Regions from separate parts of the Homo sapiens genome. Here all the other regions are linked to region 3. Evidence: chromatin contacts called from ENCODE Hi-C or POLR2A ChIA-PET data. All regions are on one chromosome and are shown on one strand. The core of a region is the stretch at or near the end of the contact, and the rest is flanking DNA. Distances in the headings are between cores, read along the strand shown.

The links. Hi-C counts contacts between places; a loop is a spot of excess contacts on that map. ChIA-PET counts read pairs that join two places held with the same protein, here RNA polymerase II (POLR2A). Pooled maps may share reads with other maps.
Region 1: a loop to region 3 is called in a map of PC-9, with 7 times the contacts of the local background. The contact joins the promoter of MAGI1-IT1 here to the enhancer-like site in region 3. A Hi-C loop is called at or near these places in 6 of 168 maps with a recorded cell type or tissue (Caco-2, Calu3, MCF 10A and 3 more) and 8 of 50 pooled maps. POLR2A ChIA-PET finds 5 or more read pairs at or near these places in 7 of 52 experiments (Caco-2, H1, HEK293 and 3 more).
Region 2: a map of OCI-LY7 shows a loop between it and region 3 (4-fold over the local background). The contact joins two enhancer-like sites. A Hi-C loop is called at or near these places in 4 of 168 maps with a recorded cell type or tissue (OCI-LY7, cardiac septum, heart left ventricle and 1 more) and 4 of 50 pooled maps. POLR2A ChIA-PET finds 5 or more read pairs at or near these places in 2 of 52 experiments (HEK293 and WTC11).

The regions. Positions count from the first base shown.
Region 1 is chr3:65,953,082-65,957,210 of GRCh38, reverse strand. It overlaps MAGI1-IT1 (MAGI1 intronic transcript 1), which reads left to right and starts at 2,653. Exons shown (of 3, transcript NR_145422.1): 1 at 2,653-2,771. All of the region lies in intron 1 of MAGI1 (membrane associated guanylate kinase, WW and PDZ domain containing 1), which reads left to right.
Region 2 is chr3:65,934,471-65,938,838 of GRCh38, reverse strand. The region is part of intron 1 of MAGI1 (membrane associated guanylate kinase, WW and PDZ domain containing 1); the gene reads left to right. The region is part of intron 1 of MAGI1-IT1 (MAGI1 intronic transcript 1); the gene reads left to right. Among named protein-coding and RNA genes, the nearest start is that of MAGI1-IT1, 18 kb to the left of the region's middle. Within about 2 kb of position 1,323, at least 3 of the 41 ENCODE cell types and tissues checked have a DNase peak (open chromatin) inside an H3K27ac peak, as active enhancers do.
Region 3 is chr3:65,994,485-65,998,400 of GRCh38, reverse strand. All of the region lies in intron 1 of MAGI1 (membrane associated guanylate kinase, WW and PDZ domain containing 1), which reads left to right. It overlaps LOC124900543 (a long non-coding RNA gene), which reads left to right. Exons shown (of 2, transcript XR_007095951.1): 1 at 1-3,916. Among named protein-coding and RNA genes, the nearest start is that of MAGI1-IT1, 42 kb to the right of the region's middle. Within about 2 kb of position 1,585, at least 12 of the 41 ENCODE cell types and tissues checked have a DNase peak (open chromatin) inside an H3K27ac peak, as active enhancers do; they include PC-9 and heart left ventricle, where a contact is called at or near this core.

The DNA of each region.
Region 1 (4,129 bases), core at 1,404-3,903, 42 kb after region 3:
TATAGCATGCATATATCTACATTTACTCATGTGTCCTACTTTTGATGAGATTTGTGTTGCTTGTAGTTTGGACTATTACAAATTATTATACTGTCATTATGCCTTTTGGTATATATGTATTTTCATTTCTCTAGGGTATGCCTCAGAGTGGACTTGTAGGATTGGGTTAGACTATGCATTTTTCTAATCCCAATAACATAATTTTTTTTGAGAAGGATTCTCACTCTGTCACCCAGGCTGGAGTGCAGTGACGTGATCTTGGCTCACTGCAGCTTCTCCCTCCACGGTTCAAGTGATTCTCCTGTCTCAGCCACCCAAGTAGCTGGGATTACAGGTGTGTGCCACCATGCCAGGCTAATTTTTTTGCATTTTTTATATAGAGATGGGGTCTCATCATGTTGGCCAGGCTGTTCTTGAACTTCTGACCTCAAGTGGTCCTCCCGCCTCAGCCTCCTGAAGTGCTGAGATTACAGGTGTGAGCCACCATGCCCTGCCTTCAATAGGTAATTTTAAGCAGTGTTCCAGCTCTTCTAGTTTATGTTACCACGAGTAGTCTATGGGTTTCCATTATTTAACGTCCTTGTCGGCGCTTGGTATTGATGATCTTTTAATTTTAGCCACCTGAAAGTATGCCTACTTTGAATTTTTTAAATTTCTGTGTTTCACTGTAAAGAAATGAGAGTGAGGTTTAGAGCCAGAAACTCTGAATGAGTTTAGCTTTAACCCTGGTTGAAGGGCTACTAGGTGATCATTTGAATCCTTAACTGAAGGTGGGGCCATTTTGTTAGACTTCACCCTACAGAATCTCACACACCAAGGTCCAAATGCCGGTGGCAGGCTATGTAAACCTACATAGTTATTTACCTCTTTGAGACTCAGTCTCCTTATCTGCAAAGGGATGTCATTTTAAATTCCTCACCGAGTTGGTATGAAGAGCATCAGTCATTCCACCAAAAAGCACTTAGTTCCTGGCCCATAGTTATTATCAAACAGTGAGTCACAGGAAGATGCGGCTAGCTACATTGCTGTAGAATACTCTTATATTTATTTTAGTTTATCTATTTTTAGGGGAAACAAAGTTATTTCACCCAGAGCATTAGACGTCAAAAGTCGATATATCCTTTCTGGAACTGCCTTGTTTGTTTGATGTCCTGGTGTTTTGAAGGCTGGCATGTTTATGGCCGGGCAGAACCATAAACACTCCTTCGGCCCAGGGCTGCCCTGGATTTGTGTATATTTCATACATGGGCAGTGGAGAAGGAAATCATCTTCAGCTTGTGTTTTGACACAGAGAAGTTTTGCTTTTCGTTTATCTACTCTCTGCATCCTCCACCGAAAACAAACAGAACACTCTGGCATGGGTAAATATTGTGACTGGCGGCCTCAGTGGTGTTGTTTTTCCCTTTGCTACAATTGCTGAGAGACTGATGGTGGCATTGTAGAAGATCCATGGTTGTCATTCTGATACTTCAGCCAGAACCATAGCAGTTCTGGAAATGAAAAAGTGAAGTAAAGAAAAATAAGAATTACAAGACAATTTTTTTTTTCCAAGGGAAATTGTAAGGCATTTCAAGGATGGAAAGGCAAAAATGTTATATGGTTTTGCATTTCTTCTCCTAGCAGCGATATTCATCATGCCACCACTCCTGAGCCTTAGAATAGATAGACTCTTCAAAGACAGCTGAGCTTCATTTCAGGTGGGTTCCCTCCGAGCCTTCTCCTGCTTCATTTGCCCTGCTTAGTGAAACTCAGCTAGAATCAAGGTGCAACTGGTCTAGGAGGCTAGGAGAGGTGTAACCACTTACTATGTAGCCACTGAGAGTTTGGCCTGGTGGAATTTCATTTGCAATTAATTACGTTTATTTATTTATTTAGTTTTAAGAGGCAGTGTTGTCCAGGCTGGCCCTGAACTGCTGGGCTCAAGTGATCCTCCTGCTTTGGCCTCCCAAAGTTTTGGGATTACAGGCGTCAGCCACCACACCTGGCCAAGGTTATTTTTTATTAGCTTAAAAAGTTATTTACCTCTAACGTGTTTTCTTCGCTTCCCCCCTCCTCCCTGTCTCTGTGTTTCTCCCCATCTCTCATTCTCTCTTTCTGTCTCTGTCTCTCTCTTTCGGGAAGTTAAGTAAGGGAAGAAAGACCAGATGAGAGAGGTTAAAACTGCTGGGCTCTGATTTCACAAACAGGTAGTCTTTTGCTAACTGCATGATTTTGAGCAAATTCCTTCATTTTTCTAAGTCTCAATTCTTTCATCTCTCAGTGGAGGTAACAGTTGTACCTCTTTTGTTATGAGGGTTATGTTCAGAATGACAAATGTCAGAATTTGCACAAATAGCAACAGCTGCCCTTACCTGGCACTTCCTCAGTGCCAGGCACTGTTCTGAGTACCTGCTTGGTATATATCCCAGCAGCCCTGGGGGTTGGGGCCTGTGGTTTATAGGTGAAGAAACTGAGGCAGAGAGTGTTTAAGAAACTTGACTTAAGATTCCTCCAGCAACAAGTGGCAGAACTGAGATTGGAGTGCGAGGCTGTGTAGTCCAGAGTCGAGGTCCTCTGTCGCAGCACTGCCATTTCCCCGCCGTGCCGCCTGACAACACACCCCGCCCCTCCTCCTTCTCTCTGTAGATAACTATTTCAGTTTGGCATAACTTCCTTTGTAATTTGTAGCAACAAACCTGGGGTCAGACACTCCACTGCCTGTGCATCTTGCCTGTTTCCGGATCCGCCGTGTCACAGACATTTTCTATGTCAGTGCCTATGGCTCTACCCAGGTAAAAAATTAACCACCTTGGCAAGCGCTGCCCATGTCGCTCCTGCTTGCCGGGGCTGGCTTTCTTTCAGAGCAACCCCGTTCTAGCTGGCCTGCTGCCTAGGCCCTGGCTTTCTTTCCCACAAAATAGCTTCTGAAAAAAACTGTGGGAAACAAATGGCTTCAGAGGTTTTTAGAAACAGAAGTGCAAACTCTAACAAATTTCATCTGGCCCAAAAATGTTATTACCCAAAATCTTGAAAATATTTTCTTATAGGATTATTCCCCCAAGGTTGTTAATCTGAGAACGATCCAGGCCTAATAGGCCTGACTTTTTGCCCCCTGATGTTGGAGTCTTGAGTAGTTGAGTGCCGGAGTATGGGGGGTTGGGGTAAAAATATTCCTCTGGAGGAAATGAAGTCATTTTATTTAACATTATAGCTACCACTGGGACTCTATCATTTTAGAAAGGGAATGCCAGTTCACACAGCCAAATGAAGCTTTTAAATTAGTCCAAGAAACCTTTTAAAAGGTAGCACTAGGTTTTCAGTTCCACAAACATTTATTGAGTCTATCTGTCCTAAAGATTTTTGCCATAGTTAAATTTTACCTAACGAACATTGCCTTTCTAGATAAATGTTATTGTAACATTATCTGCTTCTCTCTTTCAGTGGTTGGCATTTTACTTTCGGTGCTACAGAGTGGCAGCAAGCTACACTGTTTCTGTGCTGAGGTTGTTGTCTGAGAGAGATTTATCTGGCCCTGTGAGCCCCGCACAGCAGGGAGACAAACCTTGATTTGTTCAGTGGAGGAAAGAATGTGGCCTTGTACACCTGCCTCCCTGGATACACCTGTAGGGCTGGTTTCCCTGCTGAAACCTCCCTGTGGAGCTCTTGACACTGGTGCAATTGGCTCAGCCCTGGCAACAGTGTCAACAGAAACTGGGCTCGGAGGGACCCAGGTTTCCGTGTCCTTCTCTTGCTGGTTAAATCCCAAGTATGTGTGTAATCGCTCTCAGGCTGGGGAGGTGAAGTTGAAACCTGGCTTATCACTGGGCCTAGATTCTCCTGTAGCATATTTTAGATAAGAGTGGAAAAAATGCCAGGCCCAGCATTAGCTGCCCTGAGACTGAGGAGCTTTGTTTTTCCTCATGAAGGCCTTTGGTTTCGTCTGGAAATCTGCCTGTGAATAGGCCAGAAGGTATAAAGGCAGCTGTCCTTACTTATCTAGTTTTAATTTTTCAGCAAGTGATTTGGAAGCAAGAATGAAGATTTGATCAGAACCTTTGCTCACTTGCAATGAGTAGAGTCTTGTTGCTTGTTTTCGTTTGGCATTGCCCTCCCTTTGAGAACACCATAGGCAGCTGCTCTCTGTTGGAAT
Region 2 (4,368 bases), core at 74-2,573, 59 kb after region 3:
CTTGTGCTCTGCCAGTCTATCACAATAAAATGATTTCAGTGATGTGGTCTCATTGCAGGAAATGTTTAATGAGTCTCAGGAAAACTATAAATAAATCTTAGGTCATTGTTACACCGAAGAACATCTTCAGGCCTTAGATAATTAGGATGTCCCGCCTAGGTTTATTACGAGAAATCTTCATTCAAAGAGGTGCATGCTTGATACTTTATTTTAATTTATTTTATTCTGGGCTTTAAATTGTCCTGTCTCAGTGCGGAAAAGGAAGAAGTGTCAAGTCTCTTGGCGAGTAGGGAGGTTGTCATTTTTAACAATGTCCTTATAAGATGGAGGGGACATTCAGAGGTTGGTCATCTTGTCCATCTCCAGCCTGCAAATATTAATAGTACTCGAATCACCTTGAACAGATAAGTGAGAACAGAGCTTGTTGTTAAAGGTCCTTAAAGACCTTTATTTATATTAAGTTAATATATTTAATATAATATTTATATTAGTTCATTTAATATATTTATATTAATTTATTTAGTATAATTATGTTAATATATTATAATATTCATATTAATTTAATATAACATTTACATTAAAGCACATTTCAAAATTGTTTCCCCAAGTAACATTTTAGTTAACTTAAATGGAAAGAAACTGTTCCTATCCACTGACCTAATTCTTTATTTCTCATGGAAGCTCTATTTTTATTTGTAGCTTAGGTAATTGAAGAATGTTCTTGGTAGCTTGAAGTCTGTCTTCCTTGTATGCACTTGGATTTGATAGGAAGAGTGATCATATTGACCCATAATATGGAATATACTTTTTAAGGTCAAGTTATCTGGTCAGCCATTTATTTCCTAATAGAGTATTGCTTGATCCGTATTCTCTTGATTCTGATAATGTCTCTTTTTCTTTTTTTATAAAAGTACATTAAAAAAATAAATGCCATATTTTATTTTCCAACAAACGGAATGATAGCCTGATTAATTCTTATTTGGGCTGGAGTAATCATCTAACAGAACAATGTCCCTTAGGCAAAATCTTACTTAATTTTGGTGTAGTTTCATTACTTATCTCTTTCCCTTTTTTTGGTGTCAAACCTTACTGTCTGCAGTGGCTCTTCTGCTTGTCAGAAGTTAATTAAGTTGTAACTAAAAAAACCCCAAAAAACCCACAAAATAAAAGAAGTGGCTTAAAAATTCTATTTAGCAGGTTAGGCATAGCCAGTTGTGCTTGTGCTTATCCAAAGCAAGCCACCTAGCAAACACACATGCACCCTGATGGCTTCACACCGCAGAGGCTGCCGGTGCCTGTGGTCAGACCATCATCCACAAATTGCTTCACCAGGGGAGTGCTCTCAGCCCCTGACACAACCTCTCTCTTTCTCTGTGGGCCTGTGGGCCACCTCCAGGAAAAACCTGACTTCTAAACAATTTCCTGGTGAGCCAGCTGGGGAAGGAGAGGATTTCCGTAGCTGAACACTGAGCACGGCCATTCAAAACAGACAAAGCTAGCAAGCGTTGGAAATCTGAGGCAAAAGGGCAAGGGAGAAGTGTCAGGGTGGGGCTGGCTGAGGTCTGCAAATAGGCTGCAAGAGTTTTCAAGGTGTTTGTCAGGCTGCCATTCTTTTGACAGCTCTTCAAAATCTCAAACAGTAATAACTTGCTATTGGAATTCAGATTTCAGAACATAGGCCTCCTTGTCTATTGCTAGTTTATTTCCCTGATGAGATTCTCTTCCTGGGACAGTGGGTGTGGTGTAGGGTTTGCTCTTGGTAAGCTATACAAAATTGTTAATCATCAGGAGGAGATACTGTCTGTGGAGAAAATTAGGTAGAGATTAAAACAACCACCACCACCACCATCACCACCACCACCACCATCACCACCACCACCACCATCACCATCACCACCACCATCACCACCACCACCACCAACAACAACAACAACAACTTTGAACCTGAGCTCAGTGGCGCACACCTGTAGCCCCAGCTACTCAGGAGGCTGAGGTGGGAGGATTGCTTGAGTCCAGGAGTTTGAAATTGCAGTGAGCTGTGATTGTGCTACTGTACTCCAGCCTCGATGGCAGAGTGAGACCCTGTCTACACACACACCACACAGATACACACACACCCCGCACGAGACTTTGAAGGTGTAAGGTACTTTGGAGATTGCCCTCTTCTATAACTAACATATTAAAATGTACCCACCTTCCTGATGAAATATAATATATATATATCTACATAAGATTTTTTTTTTTTTTTGAGAGGGAGTCTCTGTCACCCAGGCTGGAGTGCAGTGGTGTGATCTTGGCCCACTGCCTGAGTAGCTGGGATTACAGGCGTGTACCAGCCACACCCAGCTAATTTTTGTATTTTTAGTAGAGACGGGGTTTCGCCATGTTGGCCAGGCTGGTCTCGAACTCCTGCCCTCAGGTGATCGGTATGCCTCAGCCTCCCAAAGTGCTGGGATTATAGACGTGAGCCACTACACCTGGTCACTACCTAGGAATTTTTGATTTGCAGTTGACTTGCTGTGGGTTACGCTTAGGAATTTTGATTCTGCTGTTTCTCTTTGTATTTTGCAGTCAGTTCCCTTCCTCCCACCATATTCCTGTTATTTCTAGGGCCTTGGGAGGTTTGTTGGCATAGGTACTGTGTCTGTGGTACTAATGGATTATGTCAGTCTGTTCTTAAAACCCTTCCATGGCTTTCCATTGATTTTAGGATGAAGGTCAGTTGAAGTCCTTAACCTGGTCCTGTGTGTTGTGGCTTTTTTCTGTCTGCTGCCTAACAAAGCCCCCAGGCTTAGTAGCTTTAAAGAAAACCAATGATTTGTTATTGCTCATCATTTTGTGAGTTGGCCAGATAGTTCTTAGGCTGGTTTCACCTGGGCTTACTCATCTGCCGAGTTCACCTGGGTGGTGGTTGAGCTGGAAGTTCTGATGTGACTTCCTTCACATGTCTCTGGCCTTGGTACTGGCTGTCCTCTGAGGCACCTTGGTGTCTTTTCCACAATGGTTTATTTTCCTCCAGTAGGCTAGACTGGCTTCCTTATTTGGCAGTTTCAGGGCAGCATTTCAAAAGCAGGAAGGTGGAAGTGGCAAGGCCCCTTGAGGCCCTTTCTTCAGAGCTCACACAGTGTCACCTTTACCACATTCTATTGGTCAAAGCAACTTCCAGGCCAGCCAAAATTCAAAGGGTGAGGTAGTAGACTCTACCTCTTTTTTCTTTGAGACAGAATTGCGCTCTATTGCCCACTCTGGAGTGCAGTAGCAGCCTCATGGCTCACTGCAGCCTCAACCTCCTGGGCTCAAGCGATCCTTCCATCTCAGCCTCCCGAGTAGCTAGGACCACAGGCACATACCACCACAGTCAGCTAATTAAAACATTTTTTTTGGTAGAGATGGGTTCTCACTTTTTTGCCCAGGCTGATCATGAACTCCTGCCCACCTCGGCCTTCCAAAGTGAACCACCATGCCTGACCTCTACCTCTTGATGGAGTTTGCTGCAGAGAATTCAATCTACAAAACCATTCTTCTTATTCATTCCACATGCCCCCTTTTGTTCAACATTGTAATCACTAAACCTCTTTCAGTTCTTTAAACTCACCTTGTTCTCCAGCTTTTGGCCTGAAAACATGTGTTTCTCTCCACCTGAAATATTCTTTCTTGCCTGTTTTTTCTAGCTGACTGCTATACATAGTTTAGGTTTTAGCTTCAATGTCATTTACTAAGGATATTCTTCCTTTCCAAACACCCTAGATTTGGGGAACTGTAACCTCTCTTCTTTGATCGAATAGTTCCCTATGCTTTCCTTGTCATAATAGCACTAATCATTCCTTTACTGGAATGTTTACTTTTTGTTTTTGTTTTGTCTTTCCTGATAAAGGCAGGACTGGTATCTGTGTTGTTCTTTACTGTGTTTGTACCAACCACAGTGGCTTACTATAGATAGGATTAAATAAATACTTGTGCAATGCAGATTAAATTGGTGCAGATTACTTATTGATGTTTGCTCACAAGAGGATTTCAATGTTCCCCTTTGGAATGTCCCACCACAACCTCCCCTTAAAAAAAAAAAAAAACAACAACTTTTTCTTCTCAGCCCACAATCTGGCACCATTAAATGGCCCAATATAAGAGGGACTCGGTTTTATAATTAGGTTGGGAGCCTTTTTCTTAAATGTACTGCACCACAATCTGGCACCATTAAATGGCCCAATATAAGAGGGACTCGGTTTTATAATTAGGTTGGGAGCCTTTTTCTTAAATGTACTGCACCATTAGTCCTGTTAAATCACTTGCTAACATCAAATGAATGTTTGGAAAAAGTCCTACTTGTAGTCTATAAAATAGATGGTTAAAGATGCCACCTGAAGGTAA
Region 3 (3,916 bases), core at 336-2,835:
CATTTCTTGGCACGAAAAAGCTATGTAACAAACTACCCTAAACTGTGTGGCATTCAGCATGAAGTATTCTCACACTCAGGGGTCTGCAAGTTGACTGGGAAACTGTGCTGTATGTGTCTCATTCTGCAGCCTGGTCCTGGGACTGACATGACACACTGTCATTTCAGCACATACCCAGAGCAAGTCAGGGAAGTATAGTCTTCCCATGAAGGCTGGGGGAGGAGGAGGGAGAGAATATTTGCCAAAAAAAATAACGGAATCCACCACAACTACTGTTTGTTTTTTTTTTTTTTTTCCCGAGACAGAGTCTAGCTCTGTCGCCCAGGCTGGAGTGCAATGGCGCAATCTTGGCTCACTGCAACCTCTGCCTCCCGGGTTCAAGCGTTTCTCCAGCCTCATCCTCCTGAGTAGCTGGGGTTTCCCCCTGTTGGTCAGGCTGGTCTTGAACTCCTGACCTCAAGTGATACACCCACCTTGGCCTCTCAAACTGCTGGGATTACAGGCAGGAGCCACCACACCCAGCCAACAACTACTATTTTGCCTTGTCTTGTGAGACTAGAGTTGGCGAACAGTCCTTGCTCTCATGGGTCTTAGGTTCCTGGTGTCGAGGGGGAGAGGGTGTGTGTGGAGAGGGAAAAGAGGAAACACAAAAGCAATAGTTGAACAAGAGAATTTTAGATGGTGGGTAGGTTGACTTGGTACAGAACTCCATGAAATTTCATCATGGATATGATATTTTCTTTTTGAGACGGAGTCTTGCTCTGTCGCCCAGGCTGGAGTGCAGTGGCGCGATCTCGGCTCACTGCAACCTCCGCCTCCCAGGTTCATGCCATTCTCCTGCCTCAGCCTCCCGAGTAGCTGGGACTACAGGCACCCGCTACCACGCCTGGCTAATTTTTTGTATATTTAGTAGAGATGGGGTTTCACCATGTTGGCCAGGAAGGTCTTGATCTCTTGACCTCGTGATCCACCTGCCTCAGCCTCCCAAAGTGCTGGGATTACAGGCGTGAGCCACCGCGCCTGGCTGATATTATTTTTACTGAGTTCTGTGAGGCCGATATTCTTTTCTTTGTAGCATGACATTGCAATCATTTTATAAATCTTGGCAAATCTGAATTTTGGTCTGTGGATAAGTTGGTGGAGGTTTTAGTGGTTTGGATCTTGTATAAGGTCTTGCACAGTGCTGCTGGTGGTCAGGGTATGTGAGGAGGTGCTGCCAGACCACTTCCACTGAGGTAGGGTGGGTACATAGATGCATTTTTAAGTACTCCCTACAACAAAAACCATTCCCTGGGGAATGTAAAGTGCTGGAGGCAAAATAATCTGCAGAAGAAAATCTAAAGAACCATATATATCCCAATTAAATTTCTGCCTCTGCTAAGCAAATTGAGAAAATCAGCAGTCTGGTTCCTTTTCAGCTGTGAGAAAATTGGGAATAGAATACCTGACAAGGTGTGTGTTGGAGATGACGTCATTCGTGTATGACAACCACAAGAGTTGCTTGTTAAGAAGCAAGTATGCTAGTCATTTGATGACTTAATCTTTTATCTTGGCCGCCCGGGGCCTTCAGTTCAGGGTGTTGATTTCATCAGAACTAACCTAGAAAGAATGATATGAAACTTCGTGAGTGCCCGGCCCTCCGATGGTCCCAGCTGTCCCAGCACAAGCTGGAGTGTCTATTGCTTTACCTGGCAGAGAGCTCCGGGCTCAGAACAGGAAATGTGGGAGTTCTCCACCCAACTTTGACAGACGGGAGTGGAAAGGAGTGAAGCGAGCGGAAGTCTGACTTCATTTTTGGTTTTCAGACTGTCAGACTGGAAGGGTAACTTTAAGTGGGGGCTCGCTTCCCCCCCCCCCCCCTTAGTTTTTCATTTATAGTTATCACTAAATATATTCCAATGATGGAAAATTACGGCTTTTTACTTGCCATTTGGCAGCTGTGCCTGTATCTCTTTTTTAGTTTTTGGTGTGTATTTTAAATTTAGTTAGGATTGAATGGGGTGGAATTATGAGATTTAAAAAAAAATGAAGTGTTGCACTGTTAATTTAGGGTTAGGTGCAGTATAAAAAGACAAGTTATAATAGTAGCTGGCAATTATTGAGAGCTTATTGTGTTCTGTGTTGCAGGTGAAGACCTTGAAATACATGGTATCATTTTTTTTATCCTCCTTAACATTCTAGGAGGTAGGTGCTGTAATTATTTTCATATTCTAGATGAGGAAACTGAGGCTCAGAGAAGTTCAATAGTTGCCCAGTTGCGAAGTTCAGTAGTGTTACCTAACTAATGAATGGTGGGTCGTAGATTCCAATTTAATTTGTAGGTTCTGGGACCCAAATTCTTAGAACTCTGGTTATTTTTTAGAAAGCTGAAAAAGATCCCGTTTTTGTTTTGTTTTGTTTTTTGAGAAAGGGTCTTTCTCTGTCACCCAGCCTAGAGTACAGTGGCACGATCATAGCTCCCTACAACCTCAAACTCCTGGGCTCAAGAGATCCTCCTGCCTCAGCCTCCTGAATAGCTAGGACTACAGGTGCATGCTACCACACGCAGCTAGCTTTTTAATTGCCGCACAATTTTTTGTCTGAAAATATTCACAGGATTCCCAGAGAACAGACTTAGATAGCTGTTGAGGAGGATAGAAATGAATGCACTGAATAATTACAAATGGGAATAGAAGGGCCCGGTGGAGCAGCGCATGCTCAGCTGGAAGAGATTATGGGAGGTTGTTAAATTTGCTGCTTCAGGAATGTGCTTGCTGGTCTGTCATTTTCTCTCCTTCCCTGACAATAGTTTGAATAGGATTTGAATTTACCATTTGGGGCCTCGTGATACATTTAGGATCTGATCTCTTTCTCAAAAAAAAAACCCTTTAAGGGAGCCGTATATCCTTATGGGGAAATGGATGAAAAGGATGTGTCCTCTTGTCTGTATCACCTCTACTCTTTGAAAAATATTTAAATTTCTTATTAACTTGAGCTTTCAGTGGGATTGAATTGACCTGTCTTATTATTTCTTGGCTCTCCTGCATTGGGACGGTGTGAGCCACTCACCTACTAATGACTCATTGTAATTATTGGCTATTGCTGAACTCCTCTGGACAGCACCATTGTGTAACAAGTCCATCTCTAGACCATATTGCATTTGTTATTTATGTTTTTGCTTATCTCAGCACCTTTATGGAAATGTGTTTCTTGTTGTCTGTCTTCACCAGGGAGAAGCCAAGGCTGAGTGACTCATCAGAGGATCACGGTTCCTTCCGAGTTTTCTAGAGCCTGCAGTATGGGCAAGAGTTGAGGGTCAGTGGGGAACAGACAATGTTTTTGTCCCCGAGAAACTTATATGTGGATGGAGGAGCTTTCTGTCTAAGAACTCCATGCCCCTCAGGTTTAGCACCTGACCACTTAACCCTTTGTTTCTTTCCCATGGTTAAGGGAAACAATGAGTTAATTTCCTCTCTGCAAATGACTGGTCTTTGTGGAGGACAGAGGAAAGAGGAATGGAGCCAGTGATTGAAGTTTGTTCATTCATTGATGTGTGTAAGTTACAGTCAGCTGTTGGCTAGATAGCCTCAGTGAAACCCACTTCATGTGCCTAGAGAGTCCCCTCCTGTTGAAGGTACACAGGGCTTGTGCACCACTTTAAGAGTGTGGTAGAAGTGATGATACTGTGATTCCAGCTAAGCAATTTGAGCCAGCACCCAGCTGTCTGAGCCATTCTAGCTGGGACCCCAGATGGTTCACCCCAACAGATAGCTCAGGGAGCTGAGACAGAAGATACTGCATTCCCTGTTCACATTCTAAATGCACAGAGTTGTAAGAGAGATGAAATGGTGGTTGGTTGTTCTAAGCCACTAAGTTTTGGGTAGTCTGATATAAAACAGTAGATAATTGAAACAGATACATTCAAGAAGTCTTTAGT